Regions from separate parts of the Homo sapiens genome. Here all the other regions are linked to region 2. The links are chromatin contacts, found by Hi-C or POLR2A ChIA-PET in ENCODE. All regions are on one chromosome and are shown on one strand. Each heading gives the region's core, a stretch centred on a gene start or an enhancer-like site at or near the end of the contact. The rest is flanking DNA. Distances are from core to core; before and after follow the strand shown. Region 1 holds the start of EEF1G (eukaryotic translation elongation factor 1 gamma). Region 2 holds the start of SF1 (splicing factor 1). Region 3 holds the start of RPS6KB2 (ribosomal protein S6 kinase B2). Region 4 holds the start of MTA2 (metastasis associated 1 family member 2).

Region 1 (3,260 bases), core at 171-2,670, 2.2 Mb before region 2:
AATAAAACAACATGGGAAGCTCCCTTTTAGAGATGGGGGCCACCACCAGAGTGACAGAATCGCAGGGCCTTGGTTTCTCAGAACCGAAGGATGCTCCCCATCTCCCAACTCACCTTGCCGGCAGGAAATTTGCGGAGAAATTCAGGGGTGCGGTTGGTTTGGCCAAAATGGAAGTGGGGTGGTGCGGAGAGCACGCGGACCTGAGCCCCGCTGTACTGAGCAGCGATGAGAGCCTTGAAGGCCCTCCAGTTTTCAGGATACGTGTACAGGGTCTATGGGAGAAAGAGAGGGACAAAATTAATGAGTAGAAGGGTCCCAGTCCTTAATGCCACTCTCCAGGATGACTTTCCTGAATAATCCCAATGTATTCAACTCACCCTTTTACTTCCTCTGGTGAACCAAGTCCTTTAGTACTTGTCATATGTAATCAGAATCCTCCGAAATACCAAGAACAGAACTACACACCAACTGCTAAATAAAGCTTGTTGACAGATTTGACCTTCCCTAAGGACACCTCTGGAAGTATTCTCTTCCTCTCAAATCTATCTCCAAGAAATCCAGAACTTCTAGCTCCATCAGACTCCATCTGCCTACAAACATACTCTCCTCCCTTCCCGGAGCCCTCGCTTCATTCATTGATGGTTCCGAGCGCCTGCCTACTCTACTGCTCAGCTGCTCACCGCTTCAAAAGCATCGTCCTGTCTCTAAGGCACGCACGACGATCGAGAGATTTCTAGTTCCCCTCAGACTAGCCAGAGATAGGGGATGGCATGCCGTCTTCTTAAATCAACTCCTCTCTCTCAAAAAGCCTTTCTTTCCGTGTCGCGAATATCATCCCTCCGGTCCTGTCCCGCAGCGAGTTCCCCGGCGTTGGGCTTCTCTATTATGCCGGCCAGCGGAGTCCAATTGGTCTGACTTCACTGTCCGGAGAATCCTCTCGCTCCCAAACCTCCCTGAGAGACGACCTTTAACCGTGCCAGCCGGACCTGCCTACAAAGACCCTCCTCTTCAACCTGTCCCCTGTGTTACTCCACAAAACGGACACAGAAGTTCGTCAACCTGCCCAGATACCACGCCTCAAAGCGGCAACAGAGCCGAACCCCTTTCTCAGGCTTCGGACGGCCCAGACCCGGCATCTCTTTTCTCCTCTTCCCCAGACCCTTCCACCTCTGGCCTCCGAGAGCCCCAGCCTCAGTTCCCCTCCAGGCCCTAGGAACCCTACTCTCCAGCAGTACAGTCTGTAGACCCCCGAATCAGTTCCCCACTCAACCTCAGAACTCCTCTGGCGCCGACTGGCCCCACTCGGGCAAAGGATGGCGGTGGATAGGATGACCCGAACCACCAGAGCCAGCAAACTTACCCCAGCCGCCATGGTGATTCCGCAAAGAAAGGGGGTGGGGTTCTCGGCGCTGCCGCAAAGTAAGCCGCCCGGGAGAGAAGGGAGGGGGAAAGAGGAGAGCCGTGGAGAAACAGCAGCCGGAAAGCGAGGACGAAACAGAAGACATACGTACGACAGTTCGGTATCCAGTGGCGCTGAATTGGAAAAAGAACTGGGTGGGTGGGGCCTGCTGGCCAGCGCGGAAAAAGCTCGGGCCTGCGCATTGGAGCTCTTGACTGGCCCGCCCCCCAGGTGCAGCGGGCCAATCGGAGTCTAGACGTGGAGGTAGACAGCGTGGAGGGCGGGGAAGTTGTGAGAACCCGCTGGAAAAGCCGCGAGTTCTTGGCTACGTGGCGCGGTTGTTGGCCCGGCGCGGCCAGTGCTACTGGGGGCGTCCCTCTCTGGCCCTCCCAGGGACAAGTGACTTGATGGTAGATTTTGCCAAGCCCCTCACATGATTCTATGAAACTCATGGGAGCGAGGAACAGCTGCTGCGCGGAGGTGGCAGTGTGTGTGCTAAATCCCTTTAGTTCCTGCTCTGCTTTTCCTCCAGAAAGGGATGAGCGTCTAACAGGGGCCCCGGTCTGAACCCGCCTGCCAAAGTGAGGTTTGCTCACATCCAACCCCTGACAGCTCCAGGGTGCTGTTACTGCGAGCAGGGCACCGGCCCTCCGGCCCGAAGCAGGGCAGGGACATGAGGGAGAACGCGCCCTGTCCCTCCCACCTCCTCCGGACTCGGCCCCTGGAGGGGCTGACGCTGGAAGACCTGACATCGTCGCTTCTGATGTTCATGGCTTTTGACCCATGTTCAGGTTTGAAATCTCTTACCCAGTTTAAGAACGGGATGAACTCTCCTCGTTTAAAGGAGAGAATGAAGAACGCTGAACGCAAATCTCCGTCCTTGTGCGCATAAATCTGAGGCGACAGGAAGAATGTGGAGGCAAACCTGGCTCTTCTCAGTACTGCTGGAGCCACCCACCGCTCTGCCATTCAGGAACTCTGCGCGGGTGCCAGGTGCCACGCGCGGTGCTGCCCCCGCACTCCCCTCGAGCTGTGCGAACTGTAGGAAGGAGAAGCTGGTGGGGTGGAGAGCAACAGGGAGAGACCCATGTTCGGGGTCAGACGGGAGCAGCTGCAGGAAGTTCTGGGGGAGGGGAAGGGGGATTATGACCAGATGGAAATGAAAGGAAACGGGAGACTGTATTAATAAACTAGCAGCTTTATTGCCCTTCAGGGGCCATGTCTTCACTTGAGATGTCGAATTGCTTGAGGGAGGAAAACCTGTAAGAAATGATGGAGATCAGGGAACAGGCCTTGGGGATCCTGGAGCGGGGTCACAGTGAGCATTCGGTCAGCCGGGGAGACAGACGCCACAAAGCTCAGCAGGGGCTCAGTTTCTGGCCTCTCTTCGCCACCACTCAGTCCTTTCAGCTCCTGGGTGACCTGAGCCTCAGTCGCCAGCCACCCTGCTCTTGTGCCAGCGCCACCTCCAGCTCCCTCCTTGGTTTGCTGCTGCAAGCGTCTACGGGCTCGCCGCCGCCCTTGCCACACTCGGTGCCACAAGGCACAGCGCCAGCTCGCTGAGGAGGGCAGGGATGCCCCCTTCCCTGCCTCACCCTGAGACCATTCTTGGGCTGCCTCATGTCCCTTGGGCCCCCGCTCTGCCAGGGCTGCGTGGCTGGGCTGCCCCTCTTCTCCAGGGGCTCCATGCTTTCCAGTGGTCAGGGGCAGGTCCCCTGGCTGCCCAGGGCTCTGCATGGCCCAGTCCTGCACCATCTCTCCAACCTCTATAACCATCTCTTCTACCCTGTCTTCCCCACCGTCCCCTGCACATCCCTGCTGCTCCTCTTTCCCCTCCTCACAGCAGTTTTTCTGTCCATCT
Region 2 (3,025 bases), core at 116-2,615:
AGTTTTCCTGGCCAGTTGGACACTGAGGGTCTGAACTCTTAAAAGGATCTATCAAAAATTCAACAACCTATACAATAGCAGCCAAGTTCTCCTTTCCCCGTACATAGGCAGAAACTCCCTACATTTGCCACAAAAGAGTCCTTCTATTTCCCAAGGGGTACAGGATCAGAGGGAAAAGCTTTTTAAAACAAAGCGACAGGGCAGCCGATCAGACTGAGATCTAAACATACTGAACAGATTTAAAAAAAAAAACAAACTAAAATTCTCTCCCCAAAAGAGACCAAGAAAGATCAGACCCAACCATCATCTGAAGCATGCCAACCTCTCCCGGATGAAAACCCTGCCTTGCTGTAGAAGCAGAGGAGCTATCCTTGGTACGGTTCCCATTCTGGTTCCTCAAGACCAGAAGGGAGTCGCTGCACGTCATCAGGTGAGGCTTTCACGCCCTGCTGGCATTCACAGCTAGCACCCCGTCCAGCGCTGAACACCCGCCACCCCTGTTCCCGACACCAGCGGACTGGACAGCAATAGTGGGCCCCCAGTCTATACAGTTGCGCCGCACAGCCCGGCCACCTCACTGCGTCTGCGCACAGAGCGCCTCCCGCCCGCCCAGCCCTCCCCCCACAGCGCGCGTGCGCACTCGAGGCCCTAGAACCAGGCCGCGCGCGCCCAGGGGCGCCTCCGCCCGGGCCTCCCCGTGCGCGCACGCGCGCCCCTGCCGCGTGCAGCCGCCGTCGCCGCCGCCGCGCGCCCCTCAGGCGGCCGGGCCCGTCCGCGCGACGCCTCTCGCGCTCTCTCGGCCCGACTCACCTCCTCCGCCGCCGGCCGGGCCCGGCTGCTGGTCCTTACGCGGCGGCTGGGGTGGCGGCGGCTGCGGCGGCGACACGCGCTGGTAGAGCGGCGGCGGAGGGGGCGGCTGCGGCGGCGGGTACGAGGCGCCGGGGGACGGTGGCGGTGGAGGCGGCGGCGGCTGCTGGGGAGGCGGAGGGGGCGGCGGCGGAGGCGGCGGAGGCAGCGCCGCGAAGGGGAAGGCCGCGGTCAGGGCCCCCATCGAGCCCACGGGCGGGGGCGGCGGCGGCCCGGGAGCCAGCAGCCCCGCCCCAGGCCCGGGTGCAGGCGGAGGGCCCGGCTCGAAGCCTCCTTTGGGCCCGGGGAGCGGGGGCAGCCCGGGGGGGCCCAGCTTACCCAACGGCGTGGCGTTCGCTCCGGTCGCCATGGCGCCCCCGGGGACAGGCACCGGCACCTGCTTTTCCTCTGCGGCGGCTTCTCCTTCGCAAGCCTCCCGGGGGGAGGGGACCCGAATGCGCTGCCGGAGCGCGCGGAGCCCGTCCTCTCACGCGGCGGGCGGCGGCGGCGCGAGACGCACAAAGAGGGAGGAGAGAGGGCACCGCGGGGGCGGGCCGGGGGCGGCGGGGCCGGGGCCTGGATTGGGCCGGGCCGAGGCGAAGGGTCGAAATCGGCGGCCTCCGATTGGCGGAGCCTCAGTCCTTCTTGATGCGCGCTGGGATTGGCCGAACCGTTAGGCCAAGCGAGGAAATGGCGGCGGAGTTCGGTGGGCTGGGAGGTGTCGCAGCGCGCACTTCATTTGTTACTGCGTGAACTGAGCTCCGAGTCCAGAAAGGAGGGGATGGGGTGGGGCGAACTCTATGACGGAGCGACGGCGAGCTCTCTCATTGGCTGCGGTGGTGGACTCAATCAATCTCGCCTGCGTTGTAGTGTCGCGGGATTGGCTGTCGCTGGTTCCAGCCTTTTTCTACTCCCCTCCCCCAGGGGGCAGTTTCTCCGGGATTAAGCGAGAGTCGCGGCGGAAAAGGCCCAGCCGGAACGAGATTTACGGCGGGGGAGTCCTGGAGCAGGAAGTGCGCATGCGTAGATGGAGCAAAACCGCCTCTCCACCCGTCTCCCTTCACCATCGACCCTTGGGTCCAGCAAGGAAGCCCTAAGTGACGTCAACCTTTGTTCCCATGGTAACGCAGAACCTTGGGGCGGGAGCAGGGGAGGGGCTGGCGCGCGCCGGAAAACCGGCTCAGTTGACGCTGCAGGTAAAAAGACTTCCTGTTTTTTTGGAAAAAAAAAAAAAAAAAAAAAGTGACCCAAAAAGCTACGAATAGAGACGACTTATCGAAGGATTTAAAACAGTATTTGAACTGATGCAACAACATATTAGATGAAAGGTAACAGAAGGTTGTCAGTTCAAAAATTACAAATACACACTTCTATTGGAATCTCCACGGAGTTCAGAGGATTTAATTAAATGATCTTAAAATCGTATAAAACAATAACTACGGCCGGGCGCGGTGGCTCACGCCTGTAATCCCAGCACTTTGACAGGCCGAGGCGGGCGAATCACAAGGTCAGAAGGTCGAGACCAGCCTGACCAACATGGCGAAACCCCGTCTCTACGAAAAATACAAAAATTAGTTGGGTGTAGTGGTGCACTCCTGCAATCCCAGCTTCCCAGGAGGATGAGGCAAGAGAATCGCTTGAACCCGGGAGGCGGAGGTTGCAGTGAGCCGAGATGGGGCCACTGCACTTCAGCCTGGGTGACAGAGCGAGACTGTCAAAAATAAAAATAAAAATAACTACTACAGTACTGGGAAAACTTTACAAGACGGAGCAGGAGCTTGCCTTTCCAGATGACAAACATAGTATATAAAACACAATAGGCCAGTGCCAAGGCACTGGGAGGCCAAGGCGGGGGGATCACCTGAGGTCAGGAGTTCGAGACCAACCTGACCAACACGGTGAAACCCCCGTCTCTACTAAAAGTACAAAAATTAGCCGAGCGTGGTGGCAGACGCCTATAATCCCAGCTTCTCAGGAGGCTGAGGCAGGAGAATTGCTTGAACCCAGGAGGCGGAGGTGTAGTGAGCTGAGATCGCACCACTGTACTCCAGCCTGGGCAACAGCATGAGACTCCGTCTCAAAAACAAAAAACCACAATAATAAAACAATATGATATTGTTGGTAGGAAAGACACATTAGTGCAACAGAATCCGGAAATACCACAAATGTAGTATTTTAT
Region 3 (3,413 bases), core at 914-3,413, 2.6 Mb after region 2:
ATCCATACCCAATCTAAAGTCACAGACCACATGTCACAGACAAGATTTGCTGTGTTGAGTGTGTTCATTCCTTCTTTCTTTTTTTTTCTTTTTTTGGAGACGGAGTCTCACTCTGTTGCCCAGGCTGTAGTGCAATGGCGTGATCTTGATTCACTGCAACCTCTGCCTCCCAGGTTCAAGCGATTTTCCTACCTCAGCCTCCCAAGTAGCTGGGACTATAGGCATGCACCACCACTCCCGGCTAATTTTTGTATTTTTAGTAGAGACAGGTTTTCACTATGTTGGTTAAGCTGGTCTTGAACTCCTGACCTCAAGTGATCCACCCGCCTTGGCCTCCCAAATTGCTGGGATCGCAGGCATGAGCGACCCTGCCTGGCCTAAGTTCATTCTGTCAACAGCGTTTTTGGTTTTTGCTGGGTGTAGTGGCTCATGCCTGTAATCACAGCACTTTGGAAGGCCAAGGCAGGAGGATCACTTGAGTCCAGAAGTTCAAGACCAGCCTCCTGGGCAACAAAACAAGACCTCCCCTCTAAAAAAAAAAAAAAAGAAAGAAAGAAAGAAAAGAAAAAAGATTATGTGATTATGTCATTCCAGTTACTTGGGATTTGAGGTGGGAGAATCACTGGAACCCAAGAAGTCAAGGCTGCAATGAGCCACGATCTTGCCACTGTACTCCAGCCTGGGTGACAGAGTAAGATCCTGTCTGAAAAACTAAACAAAACAAAGAAAAAAAAACCATAAAGTTTTTTTTTTTTTTTTTTTTTTTTTTTTTTTTTTTTTTAAGATGGAGTCTCGCTCTTGTTGCCCAGGCTGGAGTACAATGGCATGATCTTGGCTCACCGCAACCTCCGCTTCCCAGGTTCAAGTGATTCGCCTGCCTCAGCCTTCCCGAGTAGCTGGGATTACAAGCATGCACCACCATGCCCAGCTAATTTTGTGTTTTTAGTAGAGACGGGGTTTCTCCATGTTGGTCAGGCTGGTCCTGAACTCCCGACCTCAGGTGATCCGCCTGGCTCGGCCTCCCAAAGTGCTGGGATTACAGGTGTGAGCCACCGTGACCAGCCAGGTTTTCGGGTTTTATCTGTTTGAGACTTGGTCTCACTCTGCCGCCCAGCCTGGAGCGCAGTGGTGCAATCTTGGCTCACTGCAACCTCTATCGCCCGAGTTCAAGCGATTCTCCTGCCTCAACCTCCCGAGTATCTGGGAGTACAGGTGCGCGCCACCACACCCGTCTAATTTTTTGTATTTATAGTAGAGGCAGAGTTTCATCATGTTGGCCAGGCTGGTCTCCAACTTCTGACCTCAAGTGATCCACCCACCTCGGCCTCCGAAAGTGTTGAGATTACAGGTGTGAGCCACCGCCTCCGGCCTGTTTGTTTTTTTGAGACAGGATCTCACTGTGTCACCCAGCCTGGAGTGCAGTGGCACCATCATAGCTCACTGTAACCTTGAACTCCTGGCCTCAAGTGATCCTCCCAACTTGGCTTCCCAAAGTGCTACGATTACAGGCGTGAGGCATCGTGTCCGGCCTCAACAACGTTTTTTGAAGTGTCTATTCTGTACCAGGTGCCTAAATGTGCTTAAATTAAGAAGGGAGTAAACGCCAACAAAATCCCATATTTACAGGTCTATCACTGACCCCCAAAACCCTATTTAAGGCGGGAACCTGGCAACATAGCCTGGCAGTGAGCTGGCCACTCAGTAAATGCTCCGATTTGCAGGGTCCTCGAGCCAGAGGCACTTTGAGGAGACCCTGATGCAGCCGCCTCCCTTTCTGGAGTGAACCGAAAGCAACGCGACCTGCCTTTCATCACGCAGCCGGCCTGGCAGTACCCGTCTCCAACAGGGCTGGGGATTGCATTTACATTCACACCTGCATACACTTCCGACCCTGCTCCATCCAAACTCAAAACACCGTAGAACCAAAACGGGCTCCCAGAAAGCCTTGCTGGGAAGACCGAGGGTCCTGCGGAAAGGATTCTGCAGGCTGAAGGCTAGGCGCCTCGCCACTCTAGGACTACAATTCCCGAGAGGCCTTGCGACGGAAGCCATCTTTGTTCCCCACCAGGCTAAGCGATTTTCCGGAGGGGGAGTAAGATCCCTTGCGTCACCGGCGCGCGCAGCTGCCGTCGCGGAGAGATGATGTTTAGGTCCGGGACTGTCAGTCAGTGCGCGGCCAGGTACGGGCCGACGGGCCCGCGGGGCCGGCGCCGCCATGGCGGCCGTGTTTGATTTGGATTTGGAGACGGAGGAAGGCAGCGAGGGCGAGGGCGAGCCAGAGCTCAGCCCCGCGGTGAGTGCCCTGCCCTGGCGCGACTGGATCCTGGAGCCGATCCTGTCACCCAGCCGAGGCCGGAGCGGCGGCTCCGCACGCCCAGAGCGGGCTCCGACTCTTTGCAGACCCAGATCCTTCTCAGATCCCGGTCTCTATTAAGTTCTGATCCCACCCTCACCCCGACCTCTCTTCCAGAACCCCAGCCTTTTCTCCCGATTCTCCCTTTCCTGCCTTCGGTTTCTTCCCAATTCTTACCCATCCCCTACTAGCTGCCATCCCTGACACCCTTCTCTCCTGGGCCACGCAGTCCAACCTGAACGGGAGCGGGGAGGTATCCTGGCACCTTCCTTGGCTCTTACCCCTCGGTTTCTCACAGGACGCATGTCCCCTTGCCGAGTTGAGGGCAGCTGGCCTAGAGTGAGTGAGGGTCGTGTTGGGGGAGGGGGGAATGGAGTGGGGAAGGGGAACTGGGGAGCACTGGAGCCTTGTCCTCATTAACTCCTTGTGTCCGTAGGCCTGTGGGACACTATGAAGAGGTGGAGCTGACTGAGACCAGCGTGAACGTTGGCCCAGAGCGCATCGGGCCCCACTGCTTTGAGCTGCTGCGTGTGCTGGGCAAGGGGGGCTATGGCAAGGTAGGGGCGGGCGCACCCTCCTCCTGGCCTCACAGCCTCCATCTGGAGGCAGCAAAGGGTTCTCAAAACAAATTAGACTTGTGAATCAGCAGGGCCTCTAATGGGATTCAGAGCCAGAAACATAAAGGAGGGAAGGCCAAATCCTCTCCAATCGGACTTGAAATCTTCACTGCCCCACCCTTGGCAGGGCCTAGGCCTCCTGATCCCAAAGCCAGAGCTTCAGGGTGGGGCTTCTTGAAGATAGGATGTGGAGAGGGAAGTTGATCCTGTCTCCCCTGCCCTACAGGTGTTCCAGGTGCGAAAGGTGCAAGGCACCAACTTGGGCAAAATATATGCCATGAAAGTCCTAAGGAAGGTGAGTCACTCGTTCAGCCAACGAATACTGTGTGGCTGCCATTCCCAACATGCTGTACCAGGCTTTGGGAAGACAGCAGGGAACACAGTGGAGGAGGATCCCTGACTTTGGCGTTTGCTGGTTTATTGTCTGTTGTGATGTGTATTGT
Region 4 (3,218 bases), core at 168-2,667, 2.2 Mb before region 2:
GACAGAATAGTAAAGTTCCTGCTAACCTCTCAATAGCCTTTCCTGAATACATCCAATGAATGAATGAACGAATATGAATGGGTACTTAGTATAGGATCCTCTCTTCCACCAGAAGTTAGAAACCTCAGAAGAGACCACTGCGGGAGGGAGGGAGAGGGATTCTGCTCCACTCACCTTGTTGAGCTCCTCAATCCGTCTAACCAGGTAAGGATTGCTGGAAGAGTTCTCAAAATAGACGTAATCTGTAAGGGAAGGGAGGGGGGAGAACCACGAAGATCAGAGGAGATGGGAGACGCAGAGCACCAGGGTAGGAGAGAAAGTTGGCCTGAGTGGATCAAAAGGAGATAAGGATTCAGGTAGAAAGGGCGCTGAGATGTGAAAGTGGACAGACTAAGAGAAAATAAGGATGTCCCCCATCCCCACCGCACCTAGTTCTAAAATTAGATCCTTTACTCAAAAGAGAGCCTTAAGGAACAGGCAAGAAGCAGGGGTTCCCCTGCAGTCCCCACAACTCAGCGATGAGTTGCACCCCAGTCGCGGCGAAGTAATTGTCCGCTCTAGCGCAGGGCCCCTACCTTTTCGAATCGAGGCGCACAATAACGCCTGGGAAGAGGAAACCTCCGGGCGGCTCCCCCGCGGTGGCAAAGCCGTCGCCCCAGCCCCTCGCGTTCCCTCCCTACCCTGTCAGCTCCTTCGGAACCGGTTCCGAAGGCCACTCCGTGCCCCGGGGAGCCCCTGACGCAGCCCCGAAAGTGCCGTCGGGGCTGCCCGCAGCTTCTCTCTGGGAGTCTCGGAGCCCTGCCGCGTCGCGGTTCCCCGCACCCTCTCTCCTCGTCTCCCGGTTCCGGTTCCGGTCCGCGCTCCGGTCCACGCTGCCCCATACGCTGCGCCTCGCGCCACCCGGTGCCGAGCCCCTCAGGTCCCTACCCCAACCTCTCCCGCCCCGGGCCCCGTATCCCTGCGCCCGGTACTCACCTCCCACCCGGTACATGTTGGCCGCCATGGCCGTTCCCGCCGCCGCCTCCGGCCGCACAAAGGGGTCCGGGAGGCTCGCGGGGGCAGGGCTCGGCTCGAGGCAAAGCCCCGAACGGTGGGCTGCCGCTTCGAGGGAGTCTCACTGGGGCCCGCGCAGCCGGCACCTCCGCTGCCTCAGCCGTCGCGGTTCATCCCGGCCCGCGCTGTCGCCGCCGCAGCTATCGCCTCACTCCCGGGACGCTGAGGCTGGCCCCCGTCCGCTCGGCTTCTTCCGGAACGAGCTCGGCTCCTGCCAGGCCAGAGCCAGGCTCCAGCTACCCCCGCCCCCGCGGAGTCCCACTAGTCGTTGGGCTCTGCCGGCCGCAGGGAAGGCTTGCCGGGCCCGCCTCAGGGTTCGCCTCCTTCCGGAACACCTTCGGCCGATCCGGAGAACAAGGCCCACTGCTCGGCTCAGGTCGGAGAGCGAGACCCCGCAGATCGGCTACTTCCGGAAGAAGTTCGGCTCCTGTCGGGCAACCGCTCGGCTATTTCCGTCGCAGCTCGGCCCCACCCCCTTTTCCGAGGGCGGGAGAGGAGTCGGGCTTAACTCTGTCCTCGCTGGAGCCCTGCAGCTCCTCCTCGCGCCCCAAAGACTCGCGCGCCTTAGCGCTTCGCCAGGTTATTTGCAAGCGGCTTTGCCTGTCATTTGCATAAATGGTCTACGCTCCCTTACCCTTTCCGCACGCCTCTTTTCCTTCGTCCCCACCCCACAGAGCCCCGGAGGCGCCCGGCAGCGCCCCACAAAAGCACCGGGAGGCGACTTTGGTTCTGGTTTATTGCCCCTCAGCAGGCAGCGGGAGTCAAGGCCTAGGCTGGGGCTGCCCGGCTCAGCCAGCGGGTCTAAACAGTGTGTGCAGGGGCGCCGTTCGCGCCCTCCAGGAAAATGCGCGATCGGGAATGTCTCGAAGTCAGTCCAGGAAAGAGTCGGCCCCTAGTCGTGGGGGATTGGGCCAGGGAAGGGCAGGGCGGGGCGGGGCCACGCCGCCGGGCCAGTCGGTCCCGCCAGGCAGCGATCAAACGTCGAGGGAGGAGGCGGGGGACAGGGAGGGGGTTCGAGAGGGCGTGGCGGGCGCCGGCCCCGCGCCCCCAGCGCCCAGCACTCGCCACTGGAAGATGCTGGCGTCCTTGCCGCCCAGCGAGACGAGGTGCGAGTCGTCGTGCGTGAATCGGACGCTGGTCACGTGGCTGCCGTGGCCCCCGTACATGCGGCTCGGCGCCTGGGCCGGAGGGAAGAGTTGCGGTGGCGGCTGAGCCCTCGGGCCCACCGGTCCCACCCCGGCGATCCCCGCGGCCTCACCTTGGCACGAGCGCACGGGTACTGGAAGAGATGCACTTTGCAGAAGTCGTCGGCCACCGCCACCACGCGCTCGTTGTGGGAGCGGCACAGGGAGTTGATGTCGGTCCCATCGGAGCCGTCCGGCCAGACGCCTAGCACAGCGGCCGGCCTCAGCCCGACCTCCTACCCACCGCCACCCACGGCCCAGAGCTACACCATTTCAGGCGCTCCGGCAGCCGCGGCCACCCACTGCCGCGTTCCAGGCAAGCCTTCCCGGTCCCGAGGGGCCTCCTGGGCTGGATCTTCAGGTTTCTGGACTCTCACCCAACGACACACGCCCAGCGTTCCAAGCCCAAACTGGGCTCCACCTTGTCCCCCACCCTTCCAGCAGGTTTCCACGCCCCTGCTCACCGTAGACGTGAAAGCCCAGCACACAGGTGTAGGTAGCCCATTCCCGGTCTCGGCTCTCATAGCGATTCTTCAGCTGCTTGCAGCCTCCAGCCACGTCCCCTGGGGAGAGGGAGCCCGCCCAGCTCAGCTCTCACCCTGCCCTCAGTAGGGAAGATGCCAGGGAAAGCCAGACTGGAAAGACTGGCATGAAACCCGGCGATGGCATGTGATCTGGTCACCGTAGTAGCATCACCTCCTCCCCCTGTGAAACCCACCCTGTGTGCGTCCTGTCCTGAGCTCTGGCTGAAGTTCTAACAGCTTCCACGAGTTCCTCCTCCCTAGATAAGTCAAGTGCTCCACACTTGCCCTGAGAAACTTTTCCCAAACAATCTTTTCTTAGCGCATTTTTGAACTCCCTCAAGTCAACAAGACATGGTGTGAAACTAGTTGTTTCCAAATCACGAAATTTCTCCTACATATAATTCCAACTCCACTTTAACCCCATCTCCACTTCCTTATCTAACAACACCTCTAACAG

What was found. Hi-C counts contacts between places; a loop is a spot of excess contacts on that map. ChIA-PET counts read pairs that join two places held with the same protein, here RNA polymerase II (POLR2A). Pooled maps may share reads with other maps.
Region 1: a loop to region 2 is called in a map of CD8-positive, alpha-beta T cell, with 17 times the contacts of the local background. The contact joins the promoter of EEF1G here to the promoter of SF1 in region 2. A Hi-C loop is called at or near these places in 1 of 168 maps with a recorded cell type or tissue (CD8-positive, alpha-beta T cell) and 2 of 50 pooled maps. POLR2A ChIA-PET finds 5 or more read pairs at or near these places in 1 of 52 experiments (activated B cell).
Region 3: a loop to region 2 is called in a map with no recorded cell type, with 5 times the contacts of the local background. The contact joins the promoter of RPS6KB2 here to the promoter of SF1 in region 2. A Hi-C loop is called at or near these places in 1 of 37 single-sample maps with no recorded cell type and 1 of 50 pooled maps. POLR2A ChIA-PET finds 5 or more read pairs at or near these places in 1 of 52 experiments (CD4-positive, alpha-beta T cell).
Region 4: a pooled map shows a loop between it and region 2 (11-fold over the local background). The contact joins the promoter of MTA2 here to the promoter of SF1 in region 2. A Hi-C loop is called at or near these places in 4 of 50 pooled maps. POLR2A ChIA-PET finds 5 or more read pairs at or near these places in 2 of 52 experiments (PC-3 and Panc1).

What each region holds. Positions count from the first base shown.
Region 1 is chr11:62,572,471-62,575,730 of GRCh38, forward strand. EEF1G (eukaryotic translation elongation factor 1 gamma) reads right to left here and starts at 1,421. Exons shown (of 10, transcript NM_001404.5): 1 at 1,361-1,421; 2 at 114-272. The coding sequence starts at 1,372. It overlaps TUT1 (terminal uridylyl transferase 1, U6 snRNA-specific), which reads right to left. Exons shown (of 9, transcript NM_022830.3): 9 at 2,582-3,260. The coding sequence ends at 2,624. RefSeq lists enhancers at 1,390-1,589, 1,545-2,506, 2,290-2,349, 2,507-3,260.
Region 2 is chr11:64,777,177-64,780,201 of GRCh38, forward strand. It overlaps SF1 (splicing factor 1), which reads right to left and starts at 1,366. Exons shown (of 13, transcript NM_004630.4): 1 at 1,186-1,366. The coding sequence starts at 1,216. RefSeq lists silencers at 511-820, 1,081-1,480 and enhancers at 1,143-1,744, 1,721-1,830.
Region 3 is chr11:67,426,331-67,429,743 of GRCh38, forward strand. RPS6KB2 (ribosomal protein S6 kinase B2) reads left to right here and starts at 2,164. Exons shown (of 15, transcript NM_003952.3): 1 at 2,164-2,293; 2 at 2,652-2,692; 3 at 2,790-2,910; 4 at 3,197-3,265. The coding sequence starts at 2,216. RefSeq lists enhancers at 1,708-1,857, 1,874-2,641, 1,958-2,207, 2,642-3,409.
Region 4 is chr11:62,600,448-62,603,665 of GRCh38, forward strand. It overlaps MTA2 (metastasis associated 1 family member 2), which reads right to left and starts at 1,418. Exons shown (of 18, transcript NM_004739.4): 1 at 976-1,418; 2 at 175-242. The coding sequence starts at 1,003. It overlaps EML3 (EMAP like 3), which reads right to left. Exons shown (of 22, transcript NM_153265.3): 20 at 2,702-2,800; 21 at 2,312-2,442; 22 at 1,771-2,231. The coding sequence ends at 2,028. RefSeq lists enhancers at 289-999, 434-483, 1,864-1,913, 2,422-3,131 and silencers at 734-813, 894-993, 1,064-1,113.